2 separate regions of the Homo sapiens genome follow, and region 2 is linked to region 1. The links are chromatin loops, found by intact Hi-C in ENCODE. Cell type or tissue: IMR-90. All regions are shown on one strand. Each heading gives the region's core, and the rest is flanking DNA. Links, peaks and the distances in the headings are about the cores only. Region 1 overlaps VAMP4 (vesicle associated membrane protein 4). Region 2 overlaps DNM3 (dynamin 3).

Region 1 (2,923 bases), core at 253-2,752:
GTGAAATGTGGCTGGTACAAAGTAAGCATTTAACAAATATTTTCAAATCTGAATTAAATATATCATTCATTCAAAAAACATTAAAAAGTTATGGCTAGGTGTGGTGGCTCAGGGCTGTAATCCCAGCACTTTGGGAGGCTGAGGCAGGAGGATCGCTTGAGCCCAGGAGTTTGAGACCAGACTCGCCAACATGGCAAAACCCTGTCTCTACAAAAAATACAAAAATTAGCCGAGCATGGTGGTGTGCACCTGTAGTCTCAGCTGCTCAGGAAGCTGAGGTGGGAGGATCCTCCTCCGGGAGGTGGAGGCTACAGTGAGCCAAGACTATACCACTGCACTCCAGCCTGGGTGACAAGAGTGAGAACCTGTGTCTAAGAAAAAAAAAGTTATTATTATGCTATTCATCAAGGTTATCATCATGAAGGTTATGAGCCTGGTATTTAGAAAGATTATACTCCAGTAGGGAAAACTGATATCCATATACTACCATGTGTTAAGGGATATAATAGAAGGAAGCCCATAGTATCAGTCATGTAGCCTTGATGAATTCAGCCTGGACCAGAGATGACATCAAGACCCCTGTGCTGAGTTTTGAGGAGTCAAGAGTTAATCAGGCAGAGTAAAAGAGGCAGTGGATGGTGAGAAAGTTCTAGGATAAGGAAATATATGTCAGAGGAGGTAATATTTTAAGAACTAGGAGATTAACTGGATGTGGGTGAAGGAATTGGGAAAAGAGTAGACAACTCCTAGATTTATAATTTGAGCAATTAACTGGTAGTAGACGATGGCTATTAACTAAAATAAAAAATTAAGAACGCAAAGGAAAAGCTAGTTTCTGAAGGAAGGGTGGAGATTTTTATATCATGGCCAGTTAAAGGCTATTCATATAAGATAATAAAAGACATGAGAGAGAACACAATGAGGAAAAGACATTTCCAATACTGTTTTAAATCCTCTTAGAGTCTGACGGCACCTGTATTTCTGAAATGGCTCTATTCTAATTACCAACAGAGAAGCTGTATGGTATAATGTAGAGCCCCTGGGTTCTGTATTCAGACAAACCTGGGTTTGCAATACAACTTTATCCCTTACTACGTATGTGACTTTGGAATTCACCTTGGAAGCCTGTTTTAGCCTAACATTTTCTCACCTTTAAAATGCAGCTGATAATCTCTACTTTACTTGTGAGAATTAAATGAGATAGTGTTATTCAAACACTTAGCATAGTGCCCAACACATAGCACATACTTGATAAATGTCAGTGCCCTTCGATTAAGAAACAAATTCATGCTCTGCAATACGCACCCCTTATTTTATAAAGAAAACACTGGCCAGGTGCAGTGGCTCACACCTGCAATCCTAGCATTCTGGGAGACTGAAGTGGGAGGATCCCTTGAGTCCAGGAGTTTGAGACCAGTCTGGGCAACATAGGGAAACCCCGTCTCTATAAGAAATTAGCCAAGCATGGTGGCACGTGCCTGAAGTTTCCAGTTACTCAGGAGCTGAGGTGGAAGGATCAATTGAGCCCAGGATTTTGAGGCTGCAGTGAGCTGTGACTGTGCCACTGCACTCTAGCCTGGGTGATGGAGCAAAACCCTGTTTCAAAAAACAAACAAAGCAAAAATCCCTGAAAGAAAATATTTATTTTCATAGTTAATATCCCCATCTTCTGGTCTTTTAAGGTACTGCTGACAAAAGAAGTTTTAAAGTTAAGCTGTATTTTTGCAACTACATATATATTGCTGTTACACCATGGAACATTCCCTGGGGTGTCGGGGAGGGAATCTCATAAAAGTTAAGCTGGTCTGACCAAGACTATAATTGGGAGATTCCCTACTCCTAACACAGAATGTCTACAATTCACTACAGTGGCATTTATAATGCTATTGTTTAATTTAAAGGCAAAGGAAATGTAATCCTGCTAAAAGTTCCTGTCTGCTTATATAAATGAAACCTTAACTTCTCTACTCTGGAATGCTGACTCCATTCCTTTGGAGCTGGTATTTCCAGGTGGTCCATCCTCATAATTTATGTTTGAACAAACTCTCTTTAAAAACAAAACAAAATTTAAAAAGCAAAGGAAACATTCCAAAGAGAAGCATAAATTTTATGTAGACATATGAATATTTAAAAATTGTCCTCAAAAAGAGTCTTTCCTAAGAAGTGATGTCAAGTATTTTTTGTAGGATTAATCTGTTATCAACACTAATAAATGTGGCTAATGAAGTTCAAAGAAAGCAATGATGTTGCTAATCTATGCAGTAGGAAACACTCTGTATTGAAATGTTATAAATTAAGTGGTGATAACAGCTTAAGTAAAGAAACTGACCAGTGCTAGCAATTTTGGGTACTAAAATAACGCCAGGGATTTGTCATTGGGTAAGTTGTGTGGCAAGTTGTGCTCCTCCATCTTGGGCACACTGGTGAGTCATGCCCTGCTTAGATAAGCATTAATCAAGGTTTAATGCATGCTTGATGAACGACCTTATTCTAACTAAATCCAGCAAGCTTTCAGCTCTAGAGTAAAAAACGCTATACTTAACAATCCCTTACTATTCTAAAATTCTGTGATCACCAAAGTTATTGTGATATTAATAGTGTAATACATAAATATACAAATTCATGTGTGTATGTTTGGCATTCATTAACATAGACATATATTCTTTAATGCCTACTCTGTACAACTGGTGGTGGTTTGGGGATTCAGCTGGAAAATCATACTCAAAAGACCCCAATCGGCAACATCCCTTACTAGGTTCACTCTTCAGAAGGATATCAGACAGGAAACAGAGCATACTGGCAGGACAAAAAATAGGTGTGTCATCAGTGGAGGCCTCTTCTCCAGTGGCAGCTTAGGCAAAAGAGAACATGTGAGTGGATAAAGAAGTCATTCTGGCTCAGTGCAGGAGAATGGTTCAGACAT
Region 2 (2,923 bases), core at 123-2,622, 270 kb after region 1:
TCCTTCAGCTGTGTGGTCCTCAACCTTAGTAGCAGTGCTTTTTCTCAACTTGGATGGGTGTGTCATGGCCATCACAAGCTTAGTAGGTCCCAACCCACATCCCATCCCATCCCATCCCTTCTCATCCTCTTCCCTTCAGTCTTTTTCTATTTCAAACTTTTTCTGGTGGCTTAGGTCAAACCCTTTGAAGTTATCCTTGATGCTTCTCTTTCTCTCATATCGCAGCTTAAATCCATCAGCAAATTCTGTTGCTTTTTCTTTCAAAATACATTAGAATTTAACCACTCATCACCACCCCACTGTTGCCACCCTGGTCTAAGCCTCAGCAGCTCTCCCCGGGATGATTTCAATAGTAAGCTTCCTTTCTTGCTCATCATTGTCTGTCCTCAACACAGCATCCACAGTTGTTTCAAACCTAGGTCACAGCATGTTTCTACTCTACCCCAAATCCTTCAGATGGTCTGCCATCTCACTCAGCGAAAAATCAAAGTCCTTAAAATGGTCCACGGGCCCTCCACATCCAGGCCTGTCCACAGCACTGGCCTTGTTTCCCACCTCCCTCCCCTCCACACCGCCCGGTGCTCCAGCCACGTGGACCTGGCTGTCCCTCAACATGCCGAACACACATCTGCTTTAGGCACTCTGCCCGGATGCCCTTCCATACAGCATGGCCTGCTGCCTTCCTTTCTTGAGTCATTGCTCAAAGGTCACTTTACCCTGTCATGGAAGCCTTCCTTATCTATACCACATAACCAAGCAACCCCTTTCCCAGAGCATTTGCTATCCCCCTGCTATTTTATTTTCTCCATAGCACTTAGCATCACACACACACATATTGTTTACTCTTTTACCTGATTAGAATTTAAGCTTCGTGAGCCTAGAGACTTATTTTCCCCCCTTAATTATATCCCAATTTCTAAAACAGTTCTTGGCAAGTAGAGTGATCTCAATAAATATTAATCAAATAAATAAATGAATACAGGAATCCTTGAATCTGTCTGGGGGACACTATTCTCAACAAGACACTGCAAATTGACCAAGGGGTTGACAAAATAAATAAAAATACACAAAGGTTTGAGATGGTCCTGAACAATTATCATCTCTTGATTCCAAGATAAAAGTATTTTCAAGAGTTTGAGAACTCATTTAAATCTAATTTGAAAATTGCATTGATTTTACACCCTTCCGGAAGGGCATGTTTCCTGCAGAGAAAGCAAGTAGGTGCCATCTAGTGGCAACAAAGGAGATCCACATTTGTGTTAACTGGAATGTATCGATTAGCAGTGATTGAAAATGTAGTTCCTGATCCAGAAGCTTATGAACTCTATGACAGAACAGTTGTGATAGCCATAAGTCTTGAAGGGTGCATTTTCCATGGAATATATGGCATTGAAAAAAACACAGTTCCATTTCTTCTAAATTATTTCTAATTTTTCCTTTTAATTTTTGCTTGTTTTCTGGGATTTGACTTCTTTTGTTCTTTTGTTTTTCGTATTGTTTTGTCCTCTACTTATCTATATACTCTTACATTCACATGGTACTGGCCTAGGCTTTGAATGGGTAATAAAATAAAGGCTCTATCTTCTGGGAATTTATATTCTAATAAAGACAGTGCCTATGAGGGTAAGTATAGAAGAACATGCCTTATCTTGATGAACTGATCTCTTCAGGCCAGATTTCTGCAGCCTGTTGAGGCTTTACTGTTGGATATACTTCCAGCATTAGAGGAATGAGCTTTCGGGAGACTTAGCTTGCTGTTTTTCAGAAAGTGGCACATTATATGGAGAAACTAAGATAGAAAGAGAAATACTCATGTCCATGCATGTTGTCAGGAAAGACAGAAATTAAATCCGTCTCTGATTCTCATTCTAACATCCAAAAAGCTAGGTCATTTCAATTCTTTGGTAAATTAAAGTAGAAACTTTTTGGTCCACTTTGGGAGCTTGTGACCTTTCCAGCCAGAGTGGCTGGGGTTGGTACTGGGAAATCTTTGCCACCAGAGGGCCTGAGTGGTGATGTGACAAAGCAAGATAAGGGTGTGAGGCCCAGGAAGGAGACAAACTTAGGGTGCTGACACTCACATTAATGCACACGGCCTTTTCACAGCTGAGTAGCACCAGAGGACAAAAGTTGGACTAGTGGAATATGACAAGAAAGCAGGTTTCATACCAAACATAAATATTTTCCAATCAGAGCTTTTTCCAATGAGATCAAAGTTTCTGTTACCCAATAGTGGATGGGTCCGAGCAGAGACTGGATGACAACCTGCCAGATTTGTTGAACCTATGAAGGTTCTCTGATTCTCTGGAAGACCTCTTTCTCCCTGCACATGTAAAAATCCTCCCTACTGTTCAGTATTCAGTCCATACCCCACTTCCTTTTTTGGGTACCACAGCTTAAAATCATCTTTTCTATCTCTACCTTTCTTATCATTTTAAGAGCAGGTTAGCATTTACATTATGCTACCTGCATTAATGTTTTTTCTCAGTGGTCTAATCCTTAGCTTTTTGAGTTAATGCTAACCTGCTTGAAGACACGGACCACATCTGAGCTAAGTGACAAATGATTCTGTATTGTTATCTTTTAGCATTGAAGGTGTATGTAAGACTCTTTTATCCTTTCCACACAGTGTTAAATCTAACCCTTGTTGATCTACCTGCAGTAACTAAAGTGCCCGTGGGAGATCAGCCACAATAGCTCTCTTGCTATTGACCTTGCCATTTCATCTTCAAGAGTGAATATTAAATGTTTATGATGGGTAATGGTAGTAAAGCTACCAATAATTGCCACATCTGGCTTTTTTTTTTTTTTTGAGATGGGGTCTCACTTTCTTGCCCAGGCTGGAGTGCAGTGGCATGATCACAGCTCACTGCAGCCTCGACCTCACAGGCTCTTATCTGGCATTTGGGTCCAAGATGCTTAG

What was found. A loop is a pair of places that touch in the nucleus more often than their neighbours do. Peaks named below come from ENCODE experiments on the same cell type or tissue, not always from the same donor. Only the 100,000 strongest peaks of a DNase experiment are listed, where the experiment ranks them.
Region 2: a loop joins it to region 1, with 4 times the contacts of the local background. A loop is called at or near these places in 4 of 110 quality-filtered maps.

What each region holds. Positions count from the first base shown.
Region 1 is chr1:171,714,398-171,717,320 of GRCh38, forward strand. The region is part of intron 4 of VAMP4 (vesicle associated membrane protein 4); the gene reads right to left. Among named protein-coding and RNA genes, the nearest start is that of VAMP4, 26 kb to the right of the region's middle. In IMR-90, for the core only: a CTCF peak has its summit at 1,673; no DNase peak of the experiment used is centred there; H3K27ac peaks cover 194 bases.
Region 2 is chr1:171,983,837-171,986,759 of GRCh38, forward strand. All of the region lies in intron 2 of DNM3 (dynamin 3), which reads left to right. Among named protein-coding and RNA genes, the nearest start is that of DNM3-IT1, 120 kb to the left of the region's middle. RefSeq lists a silencer at 1-138. In IMR-90, for the core only: CTCF peaks have their summits at 1,228 (motif pointing left) and 1,984 (motif pointing right); no DNase peak of the experiment used is centred there.